Linked DNA regions of Homo sapiens: all the other regions are linked to region 2. Evidence: chromatin loops called from intact Hi-C (ENCODE). Cell type or tissue: Caco-2. All regions are shown on one strand. Region 1 has its middle 69 kb from the start of LINC01429. Region 2 holds the start of SALL4 (spalt like transcription factor 4). Region 3 has its middle 9.8 kb from the start of LINC01429.

Region 1 (8,000 bases), 130 kb before region 2:
GGGACTACAGGTGCACACCACCACGCCTGGTTAATCGTTTGTATTTTCAGTAGAGACGGGGCTTCACCATGCTGGCCAGGCTGGTCTCGAACTCCTGACCTCATGATCCACCCTCCTCGGCCTCCCAAAGTGCTGGGATTACAAGCGTGAGCCACCGCGCCTGGCCGCACTTTTGTTTTTTAATGTCCTTACACATAGATCTATGACATTTTATCTCTACATAACCTCTAAAAAAAAAACAATTAACACAGAAATACAAAGTAGAGAACATTCAAACCCATTGTGATGTTTGGGCTGTTTTCCCCAGGTTATTTTCTCTGTGTAGATGCTATTTTTTAAAACAACAATAAAGGATCTTCTAAGCTGGAAATTTTTTATTTTTTGAGATGAGGTCTTGCTATGTTGCCCAGACTGGCTTCCAACTTCTGGGCTAAAGCAATCCTCCCATCTCAGCCTCCTGAGTAGCTGAGGAATATAGCTACTGTGCCTGGCTAAAATTTGCTTTAAAAAAAAAATTGTGGGCCAGGTGCGGTGGTTCACGCCTGTAATCCCAGAACTTTGGGAGGCCGAGGCGGGTGGATCATGAGGTCAGGAGATCGAGACCATCCTGGCTAACACAGTGAAACTCCATCTCTACTAAAAATACAAAAAAAAAAAAAAATTAGTCGGGCGTGGTGTCGGGTGCCTGACACCCAGCTACTCGGGAGACTGAGGCAGGAGAATGGTGTGAACCCGGGAGACAGAGCTTGCAGTCAGCCGAGATAGCACCACTGCACCCCAGCCTGGGCAACAGAGCGAGACTCCGTCTCAAAAAAAAAAAAAAAATTGTGGAAGAGGCCAGGCGTAGTGGCTCATGCCTGTAATCTCAGCACTTTGGGAGGCCAAGGGAGGAGGGCTGCTTGAGGCCAGGAGTTCGAGACCACCTGGTCAACATAGCAAATCCCCGTCTCTATTTAAAAAAAAAATTGTGGAAATCTTTCTGTGTCAAAACATATTTAGATCTACCATATTGTCACTGTCTTTAGGACACTAAAACATCTGCACTGTAGCTATTGACTTCTCATGGAAGTCATCACCCAATTCATACCCAGCCTTTAAATTTCATTGAACAACGTGGTGGGCCCCAACTGTCAGAATTTCAGAACTTGAGCCTTGGCATTTTCTGGCACTCTGTGCCCAGGCCTCCTCCATGCCCTGCCCTGGGCATAAGGGAAAGCACTTGCTTCCCCTCAGAGTGGGCAGGACTTCCGGTCCCTCTTCCCATTGTCCTCCCAGGGTTCACTGCCCCCACACCTGCTTAAGCTTGAATCGCTGTTAACATTTACAAAACATTTTTATGAGACATCCACCTTAACAACTTCCAGCGAAATCATTGGGGGGTCGTTGGGGGTAGGGGGTGGGCTTCTGGCTCCCCTTCCCCCACTCCAGGGCAGCTCATTTCAGGTCTGATGTGAACGGTTCCATTTCTGCCTTTATGCATTGGCATAAACATTTCTTGCAGCCCATAAACACCTTGGCCATTTTACCAGTGTCGTGAAGGATGTTTATGACCCAAATATGAAAACTTTGTGAGAATTAACACTTAGGCAAACAGGCTGTGTTATTCTTGGAAAGAAATATCTTCTCAAAAAGACCCAAAGCAGGCAGGGGCTGCATGTGAAAATACACCCACGTCGGCACACTTAAGTATAAAACCCTGAAGATAGTCTATGATCCAAACTCTTTGCTGTTGCTCAGTAGCAAGGCGGTCCTGCAGTTTTTAATGGTGATCAGCTTCCTGTTTGAGTGTTTTTATAGCGTTATTATGTTGCAAAGTGAATGAGGCAAAATAAAATAGGAAAAGAGATGCTGGACCAGGAGGTTAATAAAAATCCGTGTTGTCACTCGACAGCCTCCCCATACAACTTCTTTTTCCATGCACCTCTGAGTCACTTTGTATTGACAGATGCCATTTGCTCATTTACGATGTGATAATAAAAACCTTCAGCCTTGTTCAATGTTATTCTTTTCCTCCCCTGACAGGAGGGAACCAAATGGTTTGTAGTCCGCTCAGCAGGCATTTTTTCATTAAAGATAATAACCTTGCAATGAACAACATTTAAAAGACATTTCAGAAAAGTAGCAGAATTTGGTCAGGGAGAGAAAGATCTATGGCGACATACTAACCACTCAGACCCAGAAACAGATCTGTAAAATGACCCAGGTTTTACACAATTAAAAAATATTTAGTAAGCATGGATGAATGCTCGACAAGTATGAACCTGAATGACAGTATGTGCAGAGAAAATCAAACATAAGGCTCTGCTCATTTTTGCAATTATGTTGTTTGCATAAAAAATGACATTTAAGCAATAACTGCCTGATATCAACTTTTAATTAATCCTATAGAATCTGATGCCAAAATATTTCCCTGAATTTCTGCCATTAATTTGTTTCTAGTATTTGACTCCGAAGATAATTTAAAACGAAGCCAGGAGGTTTCATAGCTTTTTATTCCAAAAAGCGACACTTTATTGATAGCAATCATTTTCAAAATTAATGGTTTTCCAATCGGGTAAGGTGGCTCACGCCTGTAATCCCAACACTTTGGGAGGAAGAGGTGAGCAGATTGCCTGAGCTCAGGTGTAGGAGACCAGCCTGGGCAACATGGTGAAATCCCATCTCTACTAAAATACAAAAAATAGAAATAAAAAATTAGCTGGGCACGGTGACACATGCCTGTAGTCCCAGCTACTCGACAGGCTGAAGCACAAGAATTACTTAAACCCAGGAGGCGGAGATTGCAGTGAGCCGACACTGCTACTGCACTCCAGCCTGGGCGACAGAGCGAGACTCTGTCTCCAAAAAAAAATAAAAAAGGTTTTCGGCCAGCAGAGCCATATGGCTTTTTTCTTAAAACATATATTATGAGTGCTTTTTGTCACTAGTTCAAATCATAGATTAATCGTACCCACTAGTTTCAAACAAAGCCATATTAGACAGTTGTGACTCAAATTGCTCCATTTCTATATGTGCCATAAACCATAAATTAGAATTGTTGGCAGTCGACAGATGTCTTTTGAAAGAATGTAGACAGATTGCTGTGTTTTAACATTAACTCTCTAGAGTCTAGACAGAAATTCCTTTATAACCACCAATTTTTGTGTATCCTTCCTGAAATGTTCTATATACAAATAAACCTACATAGTAAATACAAGTCACAGGCACAGCCTTGCTTGAAAAGCACAAATGTGATCAACCATATTCAACATATTCTGCCATTTATTGGGTTTTTTCCTTAACCATAAATACGAACATTTCAGCACATATAGATCAACTTTAGTCTTTTTTTATGTTCATTTCTAATATCGAGTTGTAATAATATATAATAGCAAAGAGTATTGAGAACTTACTCTGTGCCAGCCTTGTTCTAAACGCTGTCTGCACATTAACTAGTTTAGTCCTCATCATCAGCCAATAAGTATTCTGAATATCTTTGTTCTACAGATGGGGATATTGAAGAACTAAGAAGTCAACTAATTAACGATGGACTTATTAATGAACAGATTGTTTCCAGATTTTTCTTTTTTTTTGAGACGGAGTCTCTCTCTGTCACAGGCTGGAGTGCAGTGGCGCGATCTCGGCTCACTGCAAGCTCCACCTCCTGGGTTCACGCCATTCCTCTGCCTCAGCCTCCCGAGTAGCTGGGACTACAGGCACCCGCCACCATGACTGGCTAATTTTTTTGTATTTGTAGTAGAGACGGGGTTTCACCGTGTTAGCCAGAATGGTCTCAATCTCCTAACCTCGTGATCCACCCGCCTCGGCCTCCCAAAGTGCTGGGATTACAGGCATGAGCCACCGTGCCCAGCCTAGATTTTTCTTTCTTTTTTTTTTTTTTTTTTGAGACAGGTCTGACTCTGTCACCCAGGCTGGAGTGCAGTGGTGCAATCTCGGCTCACTGCAGCCTCCGCCTCCCAGGTTCCAGCGATTCTCCTGCCTCAGCCTCCTGGGTAGCTGGGATTACAGGCATGCACCACGACGCCCGGCTAATTTTTGTATTTTTATTTTTATTTTTTGCGACAGAGTCTTGCTCTGTTGCCCAAGCTGGAGTGCAGTGGCGCAATCTTGGCCCACTGCAACCTCCTCCTCCCGAGTTTCTCCTGCCTCAGCCTCCCGAGTAGCTGGGACTACAGGCGTGCGCTGCCACAGCTAATTTTTGTATTTTTAGTAGAGACGGGGTTTCGCCATATTGGCCAGGCTGGTCTCGAACTCCTGACCTCATGATCCGCCCACCTTGGCCTCCCAAAGTGCTGGGATTACAGGTGTGAGCCACTGCGCCTGGCCTTAAAATTCATTTTCTAAGTGCTCTTGAGTTAATAGCTTTTCATGCTAGCTGTCCCTCCCATCACCACCAAATGTAGAGGCTAGACTAAAAGACTGAGATTGTTTTCCAAAAATCACGGAAAAGCTATTTGCTGGACACAAATCTCAGCTTTTTCCTCTCATCTTCACTTAGTTATCAAGTTCCCCAAACTTCTAAAAATCAGTTGTTGTTACTGTTGTTGTTGTCATAAAATTCATCCTGAGAAGCAACCCACACACCAAATGGTGAGTCCCAGCAATGACTTCCTCGCACAAGGAGGGGCTTCCTAGATTTTAGGCAGGAGTCATTCCCCAGAAAAAAACACTCAATTATCAACATTCCTAGCTCCCTTTCTCCCTTTCCAATGAGTACACAGCAAAGGCAAACAGCTTTGACTTCAAAAAAGCAGATCAATCTGCTTCCAAACCCACAGTTCAATGCTCATAAAATCGGATCGTGAGCAAGGCGGCTCTGAGTGTCTGCACACCTTCGTACTCAGCAAGACAGAAAGGCACTTCAGCAATTCCTGGTGATTGGTAGGCAGCCCTGTCATCTGTGAACTGAAAGATCAAAGGCTTAACTCCAGGAAGGGAAATGAGGAGAATTAGTGTCCCGCCAGAAACCTCTCGCCCCACAGTAAGGATGGTGGTTCTTCTTATGATCACCAGCTATTTGGATCTTAATTTGGGATTTCATTAAGGGAATATCCACACTTGAATAAGGGGAATGAAGTTTGCTGTTTCTTTTGAAGTCCAGCTATTAGAGTGAATCGTGATTCAGAACTGTCCATATTTGCAAAGCCCAGAGCTGGGTCCCTGGCACACAGTAAAGCCGTGGTAGCTTTGGCCATGGTTTTTATCATGAACATAACTTGATGGCAAAATTATCTGCATGGTTCAAATAAAAAGGAGTGATTTTTATCCTGCTTTTATGGAGCGTTGTGGAAATTTCTAGAATGGAGTCTGGCACATAGAGGAGCTTAAAATCTTTCTTGTACAAATGACTCAGAGCTTTCCTGGATGATTTAGCATCCCCATGAGAAGCTGGCTGAGGCCCAAAGAGCTGATGTCATTTCCCTGAGGTGGGATTTGAACTGAGGTCTCCAGAGGGTTGCCCTGCCTTTATACTTTTCTCCACAAGTTAAGTCCACGTGGCTGAGCCATTGAATTAACTGAGGTGTCTGTCTGTTCTAGTGCAGCCAGTACATGGAAGAGATCATTCTGCAAACATGACGTAGCCAAGCTTAGCCTGCTGGAAACTCACAGACTTTGGGGCCCCACAGACTTGGGCTTAATCCCCAACCCTGACACTGTATCTGTGTGATCCTGGGAAACTCAGTTTACTTCTCTGAGCCTCATGCTCTTCATATGCAAAGTTGAGATCATGGCATACACGTTTTAGGATCCTTATGAGACTACATAAAATAATATCTGTAAAGAATCCACAATTATGGGATGTGGAGACACAGCTGTGTCTATAGGCTATCAAAATAGCGAGTGGGGTAGACAGAATAGTGGCCCCCTAGAGATTGTGTACATCCTAATCACTGGCAACTATAAATATGTTATATTACGTGGCAAAGGGAAATTAAGGAAGCAAATAGAATTAAGGTTGTTAATCAGCTGACCTTAAAATATAGGGATTATCTTGGATGTTCTGAGTGGGCCCAATGTAATCACAAGGGTCCTGTCAGTACCAAAAGGCAGCAGAAGAGTGGGAGACTGTTGTCTATTGTTTCTCTGCTACTTAGAACTATGTGTGGCACATAGTTGATGCTCAATAAATATTTGTGGCGTGAACGACTGACTGAATGAATGAATGCTATGTTAACTCAGATCATTCCTGTGACCATTTTAGAAACTAAATTTGCCAGGCATGGTGGCACACACCTGTAATCCCAGCATTTTGGGAGGCTGAGGCAGAAGGATCGCCTGAGCCCAGGAGTTCGAGACAAACCTGGGCAACATGGCAAAACCCTGTCTCTACAAAAAAATACAAAAATTAGCCGAGCGTGGTGGCATGCGCTTGCAGTCCCAGCTACTTGGGAGGCTGATGTGGGAGGATTGCTTGAGCCTGGGAGGTCAAGGCTGCAGTGAGCTATGCTTGTACCACTGCACTCCACTCTAAGTGACAGAGCAAGACACTGTCTCTAAATAAATAAATAAATAAATTTTGGATTAGGCAAACCAGGAAATTTTGTGTTTAAATTGAATTTTTAAAAACAATTTTATTGTGGTATAATTTACATACCATAAAATTCACCCATTTTGTTGTGCACAGGTCAATGATTTTTTAAGTATATGCACTGAATTATGCAGTTAGTTTCACAACTCAGTTTTGGAAACATTTTCATCATGCTAATAAGGTTCCCTCATTTCTGTCCTTCTTGTTCCCACCTCCAGCCCCTGGCAACCATTCATCCACTCTATGTCTCTGTGGATTTGCCTTTTCAGCCAGGCGTGGTGGCTTATGCCTGTAATCCCAGCACTTTGGGAGACCAAGGTGGGCAGATTTTTTGAACCTAGGAGTTCGAGACCAGCCTGGGCAACATGGTGAAACCCCATCTCTATGAAAAAATATGAAAATTAGCCGGGCGTGGTGGCACACACCTGTAGTCCCAGCTACTGGGGTGGGCAGGCGGGGAAGGCTGAGGTGGGAGGAACGCTTGAGCTTGAAAGGTCCAGGCTGCAGTGAGCCGTGATCACACCACTGCACTCCAGCTTGGGTGACAGAATGAGACCCTGTCTCAAAAAAAAAAAAAAAAAAAAGATTTGCCTTTTCTGGGCATTTCATAGAATAGCAGATCAGAAATATGACTAATGGCAAGATGAGGCATTGTGATGGCTGCAGCCGCTTCCCGTGGAGGGCCCTATGTCATGGGAAGGTGAGAAAGGTGCAGTGAGCATCTTCCCTTAAGGCCCAGGCTCACAGATTGTGGGTGGGGACAGCTTATCCTGGAGACTTGGAGCTCTCAAAACTGGGGTAAAAGTCTGTTTGGTCAACATAGATGGAGATGGAGTGTGTATCAGATGTTAGCAACATGTATCCAGTTCTTCCTTAGTTAGGTTAAATGTGTCTTTTCCCCCCTTATTCCCTTCCTCCCTTCCTCCCTTCCTGCCTTTTCTTTCTTCCTTTTTTTTTTTTTTTCTTTAGAGATGGAGTCTTGCCCTGTCGCTCAGGCTGGAGTGCAGTGACTCAATCTTGGCTCACTGAAACCTCTGCCTCTGGGATTCAAGTGATTCTCCTGCCTCAGCTTCCCAAGTAGCTGGGACTACAGGTGTGTGCCACCATACCCGGCTAATTTTTGGTTTTTGTTTGTTTGTTTGTTTTGTTTTTTTGAGACAGAATCTCACTCTTGTCGCCCAGGCTGGAGTGCAGTGGCGCAATCTCAGCTCACTGCAACGTCCACCTCCTGGGTTCAAGCAATTCTCCTGCCTCAGCCTCCTGAGTAGCTGGGATTACAGGTGCCCGCCACCACGCCCGACTAATTTTGTACTTTTAGTAGAGACAGGGTTTTGCCCTGTTGGCCAGGCTGGTCTTGAACCTCAGGTGATCCTCCTGCCTCGGCCTCCCCAAAGTGCTGGGATTACAGCCGTGAGGCACTGCGTCCGGCCTAATTTTTGTATTTTTTTAGTTGAGATGGGGTTTCACTATA
Region 2 (8,000 bases):
CTCTGGTGACCCGCCAGTCTTGGCCTCCCAGAGTGCTGGGATTACAGGCGTGAGACACTGTGCTCAGCCTGAAACAACTTTTGATTACGGACTTGCCTGTTGCTATGCCCTCCGTTCATCCCCTGCTTTGCTCTAGGACTTACTTTATTTTCCACCAACTGGCTCCTGGCTGCAGCTGTTAAACTGGGGGTAGATTCAAAACATGTACTGTGTCCTGCTTTTCTTGATATGACATTTGTGGAAGGTTTCCATTTGAGGGAAACTTCTTGACTTCATCTGTTGGAGTGATTTCTGAAGACCCAAGATTTTTCTAGGACACTTTAAATTTAGTTTACTGTACTCCGATTTTTCTTCTTTAGCTATCTTCTCTATATTCAGCTATAGTTGGAAGACAGGTATTAGGATGTGATAGAATTTTGGAGTCAGACTTAGAAACTGACCACCGGCTTAGAAACTGACCACCAGCTCAGCCAGTTTCTAATTAAGTCACTTCATGTCTTTGAGCCTCAGTTTCAAAATGGAGAGGACAATAGGGCCAACCTCCATGGGAAGATAAAACAAGGCGGTGTGCATTCATTTAATGCAGTCTGTGGCATGTACAAGGGGCTCAATCAATTATTATTATTACTATCACTTGGAGAGTCAAGCGGCACAATTTTGTCTCGTAGTAAGGCTAACATGTTACAACTATCATCTACTAAAATAAATATAAACAACTATATAAATGAAATTTTCCTTAACCCAATAGTATTTTTTGAGCCATAAACCCACTGCACATTCGTTTAGATTTGTAAGTTAGATCTCCTGCCACACTATCTTACACAGAAAAGGTGTTGAGAATATTAGTAGATTAGTCAGCAAGGCAGGTGCTAATTGGCCTTTTTACTCAGTATCAGAATTCTAAACTGCTTCTATGTATTATTAAACCAAATTCTTACCTTTTCAATCTGGCTGTTGGCTATAATTCTGTCTTACTTGCTTTAAATATTATACATAAAATAAGGCAAGACTTTTTCAGAGACTCAAAAATTGAAGGTTAATCTTCCTTCAACAAGTTTTTACTGATGGCCACGAATATAAAAAAGATGATCAAGCTGATTTATTTTCTGCCTTGGGTTGTCCAAATACCCAGGTGAACACATTGATGAGCCCAGCATTCCATTTTGCTTGTATTCCTGATGAGTTTACAAGCTGGGAACGTGATGAATAACTAATCAAGAGAATGCAATGCACAAATGTGGAGGGAGGGTTTATATCTGCACAGTCCCTTACAATGAAGTAAATGCCAAACAAAGACGCATGCCCAGAGCAGTTATGGAAAGACCAATCAAAGACTTAGCAGGTTGATGATTTCATCATTCATTTAACATTTATTGAGCATGTACATTGTGTAAAGCAGTTAGCCAAATTAAGTATACATGAATTTACGGTATAAATGTGTATACATGTAATATATCATATACACACACACAAGCCCCACTTTAAAAAATTCCAGGCATCATGTGTCAATGATACAATCACTTTGAACGATACACCTTTTCTGTAATAATGTGTGTATTGCACAAAAAAATTCCAATAGTGATTAGTAACAACCAGATACTGTGACAGTGCCCCATTGCCATTCCATGGGAGATGCAAGAGCATTGTCTCAGTAATAAAATATGATGTTATCAGGCATTTATGGCTCCTGGGGAAAAAAATGCAATTGCTTGCTGTTTTGATATTATCTCTGACTATGCTTGCTTATCATTTGCCATTTCTATATTTAGTAGCCAGTCATTTTGAAGTTAAAAAAAAATCAAGGTTTGCATTGTAACCACAAACCAGTCTTTGTGAACAGGAATCCTGGAGGCTATTAATCAGCTTTTAAAGGAGGTAAGTCATGGTGGTGGTGGGGTATCTGAAATTTTGGAAGTTCCGAGCTCACTTTAAGAGTTGAGATGGGTGGGAGGGCTGAAAACACCACCATTCATCATTCTTCAGTTATCTCGAGACTCAACTTAAACATTTTTAATCAAAAAGATGGGAGGGGACACGGGTCACATCTCAGGTTTGGGGGAATGTGTGTGCGTGTAGATGTGAAAACTGAGCCAAAATATTCCACTGTGAAGAGATCTCCCTTCTCGGCTGGTGGACATCAACCTTACCAAGTAATCTTTGGAGCAAGTAACTACCAAATAAAGCCGTTCCAAAACTTCTACGTAAGCTCCTACTTTTTAATGAGTACGCATTTCTCCCCATTTTCTTTTCCTCTCCAAGGACTGAGATAGCTGGAGCAAGGATGGGTCCCCCTCTGATTTCGTCCCCGCCCCAGCCAATCTGAGCCCGGATGCTAATTAGCTGCGCTCCCCTGATGAACACGCCTTTGTCACAAGTAGGCCCGGACTACAAAGCCCAGAATGCCTCACCCCTCCCTGATCAATGAGGGCTTATTTAAATGATCTCTGAGGTCTTGGACCCAGGCCAATCAGCTGTCAGGGCTCATGATAAATCGCAATGCATTATTGATAATAATAATTACTGGGACATGCGCGTTCCGGCCGAAGGGGGGTAAATTTCCCAACTCCAGGAATTTGTGGCGGAGAGGGCAAATAACTGCGGCTCTCCCGGCGCCCCGATGCTCGCACCATGTCGAGGCGCAAGCAGGCGAAACCCCAGCACATCAACTCGGAGGAGGACCAGGGCGAGCAGCAGCCGCAGCAGCAGACCCCGGAGTTTGCAGATGCGGCCCCAGCGGCGCCCGCGGCGGGGGAGCTGGGTGAGTGGGGCTGGGGCGCCCGCCCGGGGAGGGGAGCTTCCCGGACGTACGCGGGATCCTCGAGGGCGCAGGCTTCGGGGAGCGGGCGGCGTCCAGCGCAAATTCAGGAGCCGAGATTTGGGGGCTCAGTGCCCGGGAGGAGAGGTCTCCTCCTCTCCCCACCACCCCGCCTTTTGCACATTTCACACTTTTTTCCTCTTCTCCCCTCTTGTGTAAGTTTCACCCCCAGCTTTCTCCCCTAATTGTAAAATTGACCCCCACTCGCTCCTCTGTTCTCGCTCCCGAAAGGTTCCCTTCTCCTTGTCCTCTGCCCCTCACTTAATTGGTTCCACTCCCCTCACTGGTGTTACCCCCCCCCCTTGTAACTTAGGTCCCCCTCCCTCGCGTCGCTCTCAAAAGAAAGAACCCCGGGGGATCCCCACCCTCTCCACCAGCCCCTTGGGGCTTTTCTTGGAGGCTGGAGGAGGGGCGCACCCCTGGAAGACCCCCCGGAGGAGGACGATCTGTTGCACGCGCCCCTCCCGGGCCAAGTGGGGGGAGGGGGCGCGACCTCTCCCCACCCTCAGGAGCTGGGGTGCGGGCCACCCGCGCTGCGCAGGGGATTGGAGGGCCCAGAGAGGTGGGGGAGGAGGGCTCAATGTTTCCCTTTAAAATTTTTTTCTTTTCTGGATTTCGCCTTTTCTGCCCGGGCTGCGCCGCCTGCCGATCTTCGCCCTAACCTTTCGGGGCCTGACCTCCAGCCATCTTTGATTTCCGACTTCCTAAAAATAACCGCGGCAAGCCCGAGGGTGCGAGCCCCCAGTGGCCGGGGTGGCGGGCGCGCGGCAGCCCCACTGGGGTGCACCGGCCTCCCGTTTTGCGTGGCTTTTCTGGAGCGCTCGGCTTTCCACATTTGCGCTTGGGTGTGAAAGGGGAGAGGTGGGGGGCCAGAGCGAACTCCCGCGGCTGACCTGGCCCACGCTTCCGCGGCCAGCGTTTCCCAGATCGAGGGGAGTTCGGGACCCCAGCCGCGCCAGGAACGGCGGGGCCAACTCTGTTCCCACTTCATCACTTCACCGCGGAGGTTTTAGGAGCGAGGCGGTTTTCCACTATCTCGTCTCCATCCCGGCCCGCCAAATTGTCGCCTGATAAGTTTTTAGCGTGCGCGTGGGGGGAGGGGGGATTTGTAGCCTCCTCTCCGGCCTTGTTCGTCGCTCCGCTCCCCGCCTGCTTTCTAATTTCCCTGCAGCAGACGGGTGTGCGCGGCAACCCCGGAGGACTCTCAGAGACCATCTCTGATACCCGGGGTTTCCCGAGAAGACGGTCGCCACTTTTTGGCTTCCGTATCCCCGCCTTTTTGTCGGAGACTGAATGTAATACATTTCCCAAGTTTATAATACGTCAATAGAATTCCCCGTTTAACATTTTTCCAGGGCAAATTAAAAGGATCGGCTTGACGGAGGGGATGGCTGGGCGTTTTCGGGGCGCCGGGTGGTCAGCGCAGCGCGCACCCGAGGTCCCAGGCGCCTGGAGGGACTCTCTTTGTGCCTTGGTTGGGGGCGGGGTGGGGTGGGGGTTGAGGGGAGCGTGAAGGCTTCGTGGCCTGGCCCACCTGGAACAAAAGGGTTAACCCTCAGCCCGCCTGCTTCCTCCGGAGAGGAGGGGCGAGCTCCTGGTTCTGACCCCTCCCCTGGTCCTACGCTGACCTCCCCTTCCCCCTTCATTTTGGGTGGGCGCACACACGTGGGGCTTTTGGTGGTGTTTGGCACCTTTCGGGAGGGAAGCTTGTTACGAGAGGGCTTCTGAAATTAACGATGGTTGGAGTTTGGAATCAGAGTCAACCTGAGCTGAGCTAAAACCTCGGGCCTGGCCGTGCGCTGCCACTGCGATTTGGGAGGGAGGGGAGTTGGCTATTGATCACCAGGGTTGTCGCGGACAGCCCACCCGGCTTGCGCGCGGGCGCCCCCTGGAGGCCCAGCTTGAAGCCTAGCCCTTTGCTGGGAGGCGGGGTCCCTTCGCAGGTACTGGCTCACACCTGGTGGGTGGGACGGGTTGTGGGGGTGAATGGAGAGTGCTGGGCTGGGCCAAGGATGGGTACCCTAGGGGATTCGTGCCGGTCGCCTGCTTGATCGTCGTCTGTGCCCGCTGTTCTTTGCCAAGTGTGGAATTCTTGGTAATAACTCCTGGCGGCTAGAATGTGTTTGCAGAGCCTCCAATTGCCTCCTTGGGAGAGAAGGTTGTTTTCCCAAGCAGTGCGTTTTTAATGGCTGCGTTTGGGTTGTTTGCATTTGAGCTGCCTAAAATTATATGTGTTAGGTATATAATGTAGACATACATATCTAACTTAGATGTATGTATATGTCTCACATAATTTTTTAGAATGCAGATTGAGCTGGTCTTATTTTGCAAAGCCATTCGAGAATGCAGTTTTTGAGGGAGGAAAATGACGTCTGGCGATCAATTAGCAGATCAAAAAATCTGCAGGTGGTCGCAGGGCTAACACTACATACAGGAAAAATTAGCATTTTCTCAAAAGAGTTTCAAATGCCCTTTGTGCTAAACTGGATTACAAACATCAACGATTAGGATTCCCAAGTTTCGAATAACTTCCTATTTCCAATTACTCACCAAAATGACCTACGCTGGCTTAGAAGGATTTTGACGTTAGTTAACGTTTCAGGTCAACTTTCTACGTTAGACTTCATGTGGGTTTCCCATAGGGAGAGAAGCTACAATTTGCCAAACAGCTCCTTTTGTTGAATAAAAATGTGCAGTGCAGAAGCAAATGATACTTTGTCATTCGTGCTGCTGTTAGTGAGCTTCCTCCTGGGCTGTGGGTTGGGGAACCATCTTGGGAGGCAGAAGGCAGTTAGCATTTCCTTTTTTAAAATGTGAAGTGTTAGGTTGATGCCTGGGAAGTCAGGTTTTAGAATGGGATCCGCGTTCCACTGTGGCTGTGTGACTTTCAGCTGTGTAACCTTGAAGCCAGCTTGGTGGCGTTTTCTGTTTTTTTGTTTTTTCTGAGTTTTTGGGTTCCTCCTCTATATAGCAGTGATAAAATGCCCTGTTTAGATAATTTCAACTATAGAAGGGCTACTATGAATTGGGAATGTGATCAGTCTTAATTTTGTTCAAAATACCAAAATGTTTTTATTTGTGTTTATTGTGTCAAGATGGTGTTGAGCTGCCAGTTGAGGCAATCTAGCAGAAATGGCAGTGTGCTGCCTGCCAGACACCAGGCTGGGGACTCGAGTGCGCTATCTTTAATTCAAGATATTAAAGACCAAAAGTGATAGTCATGTTTTTACTCATTTTAAATTGCAGCACCTGTTTGAAATGGCTTTGCCCGTGGTGCCTTGCCCTGCTTGATGGCCCATGGTGTCTTGTCCTGCCTCGCCCCAGAGCCCAAGGAACTGTTTTTTTTGTTTTGTTTTGTTTTGTTTTGTTTTGTTTTTATTGGTTTTTTAAAAATAACCTTAGGTCAGTTGGTGATGTGATGAGATGTTCTTTTTGGCATCTTCGACAAGGGAGCCGTGATTGGTGCTTGGCTGGTTGGGTTTGGTGGCCTCTCCTCTGCCATCTTAAATGTTGGGATGTGCCTTCACACGGTTTAGATGAAGAGGTCCCAGAAATAAAACAATGTTGGAGTTTGGTCGGCTTCTCTGGGTTGTACTACCCTGGAAAAATTGATGGCGAAAAGAGTTCCAGAAGTTGTCCCTTCCTCATCACCTTTAGCCTACAGTACTTTTGACTATTTTTTAAAATGTCTAAACATTTTTAAAAGCCACTAAATCCAGATAAGAACTGCATCGCCAGTCACCACAATCCCCCCCCACCCCCGCCCCAACAAATTGTATGTCTGTGTCAGGATTTGTTCAGGGGGGCTCTGGAGACAGGCGACAAAAACCCCTGCCCTCATGGAGTTTGCAAACTTGCCTGATCTCTAGTTGGGGACGAGTGGGACACTTCCCTAACCTTGGAAGCAAACAGAAGTCACACGCCTTAGCGCCTGTGAAACTTTCTTTGAGCCATTTACTCTTTTTTTCCTCTCCAGCAGCATCCCCGAATTTTGGTTCAAGGCTGTTTGAAACTTTGCCTTTTTTAGATCTTAATTAGGTGGAAACTTAAAGTCTTATCTGCCTTCTATGAATTGAGTTGAAGGCTTTTTGACTGCTAAAATTAAGCTGCTAAAGAGGCAGTTTTCTTTCAACTGGTTAAATACTTAAGAAGGCACATAATTTCCTTTTGTTTTTTGGTAAGCAATTATCCTGGGGTTGGGGGAGGGTAGAAGATGTTGTGTGCTTTAGATAATCTACTCATTGTCGTTCTTTAAATGTAGGAATGAAAAAAAGATAAGCTTGAGTCATAATGCTTTTATCAAGATATACAGGTTTTACTTTTTAAGCATTTCAGTGTCTCCAGAATTTGATTGGCCACTAGTAGATGAACTTTCTTCCTATACAATAGTAAGAGTATTTTCTATCCATTTGGCAGTGATTGAATCTAAGACCCCTGCTGGGTTTACTGCATTCTTCCAACTTATTGGATAACTAGATGCTGCAAGATAACATTCCTAAAATTCGGGGTGGGGGTGGGGTGGAGAAATGGAAGAACTAGTTGCTGTGTAATCCCTCTGAACTTTGCTTTTTTTTTTTCCTTTTTGGTTAACTTAAGCATGCCCAGCAATTGTTCATAACAGAATCTTCTTACTCCTTGGCAAATACAGTTGCGGTATTTACCAGTGGTGGCCTGGATGTAGAAGCACTTTTTACTGCACAAGCAAACAGAGCTGCTGCTGTTTTAAGAGTCAAGTGGGATGTTGCTGGTGGAGGCTACAGAAGAGGCAAGCTTGTGTATACAGCAAAGGCAAGCTGGTATTCAGGCTGTAAATCACTCTGGGAACTGCTGGATCCTTCTAGGGGAGGGAGCTTAACCTTTTTTGTGCCATAGATCCCTTCTCAACATAGTGTATAAAATACATAGATGACCAAGGAAATAAATTGCATTGAAATACAGTCATCAAAAATGAAAACATTTTTAACTTAGTAATATCAGCTACTTTATTAATACAATAAATAACAAGATCTAGTAGCCTGTCAGATAACAAGAATTTCCAAGTCATAACAACTTGTAACACTATATGAAAATATCTGTGGTCTCCACTGATGACAAAGTCACAAGTTCTATTAATACCACTGTGGTATGTTGCTTATATTCATCATTGAAAGAAAGGTTGAATTTTAGTTCAGCTTAGTGAAAATTA
Region 3 (8,000 bases), 72 kb before region 2:
CCTGTGGCTTTTCAGGGGTTTATGAGCTCCCAGGCCTCCTCCACAATAGGATGCAGGATGACTCTTAACACCTCATTAAGGATGTTTTTTACCAAATGCTGATAATAAAAAACAGCCCTAAAAGCCGGGCTCATTTTTATTCAGAATCCTCTCCTGTGAAATATAAAAAGATGTCATAAAATGTAAATACAATGGAGAGTCCCCATCTCGGGTGGACTCATTACAACGTTCATGTGGACAGATCCTGGGGAAGTCAAGGCTGGGTCCCTGCCATGGAAACTGCCTTTTTCTCCTGGCAAAGGTGCCTTCAGTTTCTGGAGAAAGGAAACGCCTGTGAGATTCATAATCCTTGCCTTGTTTCATCACCAACTGAAATCTTTTTTTGAGCTTTTCATTTCTGATCACATTACAACTTTGTCACTGGGGCCTTTCATGGCTAACCCTGAAACCCTTTTATTTATAGAATAGTGTAAAACTCGTTTTTGTTTGTTTGAGACAGAGTCTCACTCTGTCGCCAGGCTGGAGTGCAGTGGCATGAGCTTAGCTCACTGCAGCCTCCGCCTCCCAGGTTCAAGCGATTCTCCTGCCTCAGCCTCCGAAGTAGCTGGACTACAGGCGCCCGCCACCACGCCCAGCTAATTTTTGTATTTTTAGTAGAGATGGGGTTTCACCATGTTGGCCTGGATGGTCTCGGTCTCTTGACCTCATGATCCACCCTCCTCGGCCTCCCAAAGTGCTGGGATTACAGGTGTGAGCCACCACGCCCGGCCCATTTTATTTTTTTAGAAAGGGGCTGCCTGGGTGCAGTGGCTCATGCCTGTAATCTCAGCACTTTGTGAGGCTGAGGTGGCAGAGATAGCTTAAGCCCAGGAATTTGAACCCAGCCAGGGCAACATAGTGAGACCCTGTCTGTACAAAAAATTAAAAAATTAGCTGGGTGTGGTGTCACACGTATATAGTCCCAGCTACTTGGGAGCCTGAGGCGGGAGGATCACTTGAACCCAGGAGGTTGAGCCATGATCGCACCACTGCACTCCAGCCTGAGTGACAAAGGGAGACCCTGCCTACAAAAGAAAAAAGGTAAGCGAGAGCAAGTGCTGAAAAAGGGGATATATTTATAAAACCTGGAACAGTGAAAAAAGTTACTACATGTGGGCCGGGCACGGTGGCTCATGCCTGTAATCCCAGCACTTTAGGAGGCCAAGGCGGGCAGATCATGAGGTCAGGAGACTGAGACCATCCTGGCTAACACGGTGAAACCCTGTCTCTACTAAAAAAATACAAAAAAATTAGCTGGACATGGTGGTGGGCACCTGTAGTCCCAGCTACTTGGGAGGCGGAGGTAGGAGAATGGCATGAACCTGGGAGGAAGAGGTTGCAGTGAGCTGAGATTGCACTCCAGCCTGGGAGACAGAGTTGAGACTCTGTCTAAAAAAAAAAAAAAAAAGTTGCTACATGATGTAAGCCCTGGAAATTATTCTTGTTTCCAGAGATTCTGGTATGAGGCAATGTAATTCTAAGTTAAACTTGGACCACCCTGAATGGAAAACCTCAGTCACTGGCCAAGCTGTATGACTCTGGCATGAGACCTCTTCTCTCTGTCTCTTTTTTTTTTTTTTTTTTTTGAGACGGAGTCTTACTCTATCACCCAGGCTGGAGTGCAGTGGCACGATCTCGGCTCACCGCAAGCTCCGCCTCCCGGATTCACACCATTCTCCTGCCTCAGCCTCCGGAGTAGCTGGGACTACAGGTGCCCACCACCATGCCCAGCTAACTTTTTTGTATTTTTAGTAGAGAAGGGATTTCACCATGTTAACCAGGATGGTCTTGGTCTCCTGACCTCGTGATCCACCCGTCTTGGCCTCCCGAAGTGCTGGGATTACAGGCGTGAGCCACCGCCCCCAGCCCTCTCTGTCTCTTACTCTGTAAAATAAGACTGTGGGGAGTGGTACCTGCCTCTGGGGTCTACTCCAAGAATCAAATGAGATGATGCTGGCAATATACTTGGTGTGTTCATTGACAGAAAGCCCTCAATAAATGGTATTAATACTTAGTATTCATTCATTCATTCAACAAATATTTACTGGGCACCTATTTGTGCCCAGCACTGTTCTAGCATCACACAACAAGTTCATACCCTCTTGAACTGACCTTTCAGTAATCCTTCTCCAGGGCATAGGAAGGTAAAAGCAAGTGGGATCTAATCACTGCTCTACCCCTTGCTAGGCATGTGAGCCCCTCAAACTCTGGAGTGAAGGGTTCCCCAGGAGTTGCCACCCTTTTCTTGATTTAGACAAGAGTTTCTCAACCTCAGAGCTATTGGCATTTGGGGCCATGTAATTTCTTTTACTGGGGTAGAGGGAGGCCGTTCTGTGCAGTGTAGAATGTGGAGCAGCATCCCTGGCCTCTATTCACTAGATGCCAGCAGCAACCCCATCCCAGGTTGTGATGATCAAAAATGTGTCCAGATAGTGGCAAATGTGCATGGAGGGCAAACCCTCCCCTGCTTGAGAACCACTGGTCTAGATCAATCTCGCCAGCTCTCCACACCTCAGTTTCCTCATCTCTGGGCTGGGATAATAATCTTATCTATTTCGCAGATAATTGGACATGAGAAGTGGATGAAAACAGGCATTGCCTGGCACATAGTAATTCCTCAATAAAAGTGATCTGTTAGCCAATACTGAGGATTAGGGCAAAACTTTCTTGTGTCTATCTAATGAGAACTTTCCTGAAGCCAGTGTTTGGGGTATTTCCCTTTGGGTGCAGGTACTCTGAGCTCTGATATGCCCTGAATTTGGTGGGGAAATCTCACCCCATCCTATGCCTGGTGCTCCCAGGTGGCCAGACCAGCAGTACTGGGTTTGCATATAGCCACGGCCAATGTAGGTCTGTGAGTGATTTATGGACTTTCCTTCCAACTCGGCATTTGCCAGTGAAAGAGTCCAGATAGTTTTAGAAAATTAGACTTGACTTTTTAACGTGCAAATAAAGTTCAGCTGAAAGTCATTCTCCTACCCCGTTGGTTAACAATATAAGTATCTCCAATGACTCTTTTTGTGGGAAGCTTCTGGAACCCCAAAAATCCAAGGCAGATTAAGAAAGATGAAGGCCAGGTGCAGTGGCTCACACTGTAATCCCAGCACTTTGGGAGGCCAAGGCGGGTGGATCGCTTGAGTTCAGGAGTTTGAGACCAGCCTGGGCAATACGGCGAAATTCCGTCTCTACTAAAAATACAGGCTGGGCACGGTAGCTCACGCCTGTAATCCCAGCACTTTGGGAGGCTGAGGCGGGCAGATCACTTGAGGTCAGGAGTTTGAGACCAGCCTGGCCAACATGGTGAAACCCTATCTCTACTAAAAATACAAAAATTAGCCGGGTGTGGTGGCGGGCGCCTGGTAAGCTCAGGAGGCTAAGGCAGGAGGATCGCTTGAACCCAGGAGATGGAGGTTGCCGTGAACCAAGATTGTGCCACTGTACTCCTGGCCAATAGAGTGAGACTCCAACTCAAAAAAAATTACAAATAAAAATCCAAAAATTAGCCGAATGTGGTGGTGCACACCTGTAATCCCAGCTACTCTGGAGGCTAAGGCACAAGAATCGCTTGCACCCCGTAAGTGGAAGTTGCAGTGAGCCAAGATCGCACCACTGCCCTCCAGCCTGGGCAACAGAGCGAGACTCCATCTCAAAAAAAAAAAAAAAAAAAAGAAAGATAAGGAAGAATTAGAGGAGCAGTTCAGAGCATGAGCTATGGAGACACAGACACCATTTAAGGTGTGACCTTGGACAAGTCACTTTAGCTTTCTGAGCCTCGGTTTCTTCACCTGTCAAATGGGGATAATAATAACACCAAGCTCATTTGGTTGTTAAGATGAAACGAGACACGTCAGGTAAAGCACTGTCTTTGCCCAGCACCTGACACATTGCAGAGCCTCATAAATGGGAGCTAAATATGAACAAATGTTTTTGTCCTGTTGAGTCGCAGGCATTGCTTGCCCCCAAGGTACGGAGGAAATAGAGTGACCAGTTCATCCAGACTTGCTTGGGACTTTCCTGATCTCTTGTCCCAGGAAACCCTTTCATCTCAGACAAACAGGGACAGTTGGCCACCTGAAAGGATGACTTTGAAAGTGATTTTCGGCTGGGTGCAGTGGCTCACGCCTGTAATCCCAGCACTTTGAGAGGCCAATGTGGGCGGATCGTGAGGTCAAGAGATTGAGACCATCCTGGCCAATATGGTGAAACCCCATCTCTACTAAAAATACAAAAAATTAGCTGGGCATGGTGGCGGATGCCTGTAATCCCAGCTACTCGGGAGGCTGAGGCAGGAGAATCGCTTGAACCAGGGAGGTGGAGGTTGCAGTGAGCCAAGATCGCGCCACTGCACTCCAGCCTGGGTGACGGAGTGAGACTCTGTCTCAAAAAAAAAAAGAAAGTGATTTTCTGCTTCAGTGTCCTGGGCAGAGATGGCAGCAGGGTTAATCTGTGACTGGCTGGTGGTTTGGAAAAAGAGGCGAGTCCCTCTCCACATAGGCTGCTCCAAGAGAGAAGATGCTTTGTGAGTTTCCAGCGGAGGTTTACGAGCACTCTTCTTGAAGGTTTAATGGTCCTGGGTGATTTATCCTATCTGGAGAGTCATTGCTATAAGGAGAAACCTGCTCCCCAAGCTTCTGCTTTCCTTTACCACCAAACCTTTCATCTTCCCGAAGAATCAAGAGAATCGGCTCCAGCCCTCATAAATAACCTTATTACGGCCACACAAAGGCAGGGTCCCATCGGCCTGCAAGACTGGACTTCTCAAATAGTAGTTTCATAAACCAGTTTGACCAGAATGGGAGAATACTTAATAGGATCCACAGAGGGTGATTTAAATGGAGGAAAGACACAGCTGGAATTGGGTGCTGGGTCCCTGGAGTGATGAGCTTAGAATCACACACTAGGCACTCTCTGAAGTGCTGAAGTTACCCACTCGGTTACCTTTCCTGGATGTCTCTGAGTACTTAAAATACAAGAATGGCCCAAGGAATGGTGGCTCACACCTGTAATCCCAGCACTTTGGGAGGCTGGAGGCAGGAGGATCACTTGAGCCCAGGAGTTCCATACCAGCCTGGGCAACATAGTAAGATCCCATTTCTACAAAAAATAAAAAAAATTAGCTGAGTGTGGTGGCAGGTACCTGTAGTTCCAGCTACTTGGGAGACTGAGGTGGGAGGATCACTTGAGACCTGGAGGTCGAGGCTGAAGTGAGCTGTGATTGTGCCACTGTACTCCAACCTGGGCAACAGAGCAAGACCCTACCTCAATTTAAAAAACAAAAAAACAAAAAAACAAAAAAAACAAACAAGAATTCCTTCCCATGGTAAAAACCTTCTCACATGGTGGTGAACAAGAATAATATCTATATAAGGTTTTAATCCAGTACTGTCCATCAGAACTTTCCACATTGGTATAAATATTTTTAATCTGCATTATATAATACAATAGCAACTAGCCCAAAGTAACTGTTGGACCCTTGAAATAGTGGGCCCATGTGACTAAGGAACTGAATTTTTAATGTTATTTAATTTCAGTCAATTTAAATTTAAATAGCCACATATGGCTAGTGGCTACATATTGGACAGCATAGTTTTAAACTCATAAACAGATTTATAATAAAAGGTATTGTAAAGGCTGTACGTATAATTTCCTTTTCAGATCTCAAGAACATAAAGGAACCTTTATTTTTTATTTTTCTGCTTAGCTTTACCTTTAAAAATGTTTTTATTTCTAATTATTATGGATATGTAATCATTGTACATGTTTATGATAAAGGGAATTTTACCACCTATATCACAGTGGTGGCCCTATGTTCTTCTGATGTGTGCTGTTCACATCAGAGTTACCAACTGAGGCGGAGTTAGGTATGGTCCAGGTCACTGGAACCTTGTTTACTCTTTTCTTTTTGGACATGGTGGGTGTGGGGGTGGGGCACTTTACTTTATACCTGTGACAGTCCACAGAAAATTTGGATATTTAGGCTGGGCACAGTGGCTCACGCCTGTAATCCCAGCACTTTGGGAGGCCGAGGCAGGCGGATCACGAGGTCAGGAGATCGAGACCATCCTGGCTAACACAGTGAAACCCCGTCTCTACTAAAAATACAAAAAAAATTAGCCAGGTGTGGTGGCGGGCGCCTATAGTCCCAGCTACTCAGGAGGCTGAGGCAGGAGAAAGGCATGAATCCGGGACGCACAGCTTGCAGTGAGTCGAGATCGTGCCACTGCAGTCCAGCCTGGGCAACAGAGCAAGATTCTGTCTCAAAAAAAAAAAAGAAAATTTGGATATTGAGAATGAAGGAAATATCAGAAAGATTTTTGTAAAATAACATAAAAATGTTAAATCGCAGAACTAGTGAATTTTGTATTAAAGACTGAAGAAAATATCCAATTTAAAAGGTGCATAAAATTTAAAAGGAACAATTATATACCGCCCCCTACTACCCCTACCCTCCTTAACTCCACCACTGCACAGTTGCATCCCCACCTCCACACAGAAAACCACCCTTAAAAACTCTGAGAAAATTATTTCAGGCCTTCTTCTATACACACACATACACACACACATATAAAGCAATGCATGTATGTGTGTGTTTACATATAATTTTTTAAAATAAAAAAATTAATGATGCGTACTGATCTATATCTTGCTTAATTTTTAGATCAATTTTTTCTTTTTTTTGCGGGGGGGATGGAGTCTCACTCCGTCTCCCAGGCTGGAGTGCAGTAGCATGATCTCAGCTCACTGCAAATTCCGCCTCCCGGGTTCAGGTGATTCTCCTGCCTCAGCCTCCCAAGTAGCTGGGATTACAGGCGCCCACCAGTCCTGGCTAATTTTTTGTATTTTTAGTAGAGATGGGGTTTCACCGTGTTCACCAGGATGGTCTCGATCTCCTGACCTTGTGATCTGCCCACCTCAGCCTCCCAAAGTGCTGGGATTGCAGGCATGAGACACCGCGCCCAGCCAGTTTTTTCTGTTTCTTGAGACAGAGTCTCATTCTGTCATCCAAGCTGGAGTGCAGTGGCATGATCTTGCCTCACTGCAACCTTGACTTCCCAGGTTCCAGCAATTCTCCTGCCTCAGCCTCCCAAGTAGCCGGGACTGCAGGTGTGCACCACCACCCCCAGCTGATTTTTTTGTGTGCGTGTTTTTAGTAGAGATGGGGTTTTGCCATGTTGGCCAGGCTGGTCTCGAACTCCTGGCCTCAAGTGATTTCGCCCACCCAGGGCCTCCTAAAGTTCTGAGATTACAGGCATTAGCCACCATGCCTGGCCATTTTTATATGAATTTTATAAGCATATTAAATAATTTTTGTTGTAAAAATGTGAAGATCACACAGAACAAAGTATTCACATCCCACCCCTCCTTTTCCACTCCCCTTCTTAGAATCACGGTTTTAGATCTTTTTCTGTGCATTTGTTCCCATCTAAAAATACACAGCTTTATTTTTTGATAAATGCCCAATATATAAAGTGATGATTAACCTTATTAATGATTGAGACAATGCAAATTAAAACCGCAAGATTGGCAAAAATTAATAAATTTAAGGGCACCCAGTATTGATAAGGATATAGGACAAAAAGGAAACTCTTTTACACAGTTGGTGAAAAGTGTAGTTGGTACAACCACCTTAAAAAATAGCTTTGAAATATCAGATACAGCTGAAAACGCACATACCCTCTGACCAAGCAATTTCATTCATAGATAAATATCCTAAACATTTCTGGCATACATGTCCCAGGAGCCATGTACAACAATGCTCTTGGCAGCATTGTGAGTAACAGCAAAAATCTGGATACAACCTAAATGCCCCTTCCCAAGAAAATGGGTGACTAAATTATGTGATCATCATAGATTAGAACACAACTATGAAAATTAATAGTGGTCCTGGATGAATCTCAGGAACATAATATTAAAGCAAAGCCCCTAAGTACAAAAGAATGCATGGTGTTTCCAAAAAAGTG

The links. Hi-C counts contacts between places; a loop is a spot of excess contacts. Peaks named below come from ENCODE experiments on the same cell type or tissue, not always from the same donor. Only the 100,000 strongest peaks of a DNase experiment are listed, where the experiment ranks them.
Region 1: a loop joins it to region 2, with 2.7 times the contacts of the local background. A loop is called at or near these places in 3 of 110 quality-filtered maps.
Region 3: it touches region 2 in a loop (4-fold over the local background); 2 of 110 quality-filtered maps call a loop at or near these places.

What each region holds. Positions count from the first base shown.
Region 1 is chr20:51,928,383-51,936,382 of GRCh38, reverse strand. No RefSeq gene overlaps it. Among named protein-coding and RNA genes, the nearest start is that of LINC01429, 69 kb to the right of the region's middle. In Caco-2, no CTCF peak of the experiment used is centred here; a DNase peak (open chromatin) is centred at 4,852; H3K4me3 peaks cover 475 bases.
Region 2 is chr20:51,797,037-51,805,036 of GRCh38, reverse strand. SALL4 (spalt like transcription factor 4) reads left to right here and starts at 2,516. Exons shown (of 4, transcript NM_020436.5): 1 at 2,516-2,758. The coding sequence starts at 2,629. RefSeq lists enhancers at 2,170-2,811, 3,455-4,097, 4,613-4,662, 4,810-5,733. In Caco-2, CTCF peaks have their summits at 3,421 and 4,692 (motif pointing left); DNase peaks (open chromatin) are centred at 2,376, 4,386, 4,686, 7,556 and 3 weaker places; H3K4me3 peaks cover 2,988 bases.
Region 3 is chr20:51,868,758-51,876,757 of GRCh38, reverse strand. No RefSeq gene overlaps it. Among named protein-coding and RNA genes, the nearest start is that of LINC01429, 9.8 kb to the right of the region's middle. In Caco-2, no CTCF peak of the experiment used is centred here; a DNase peak (open chromatin) is centred at 4,677.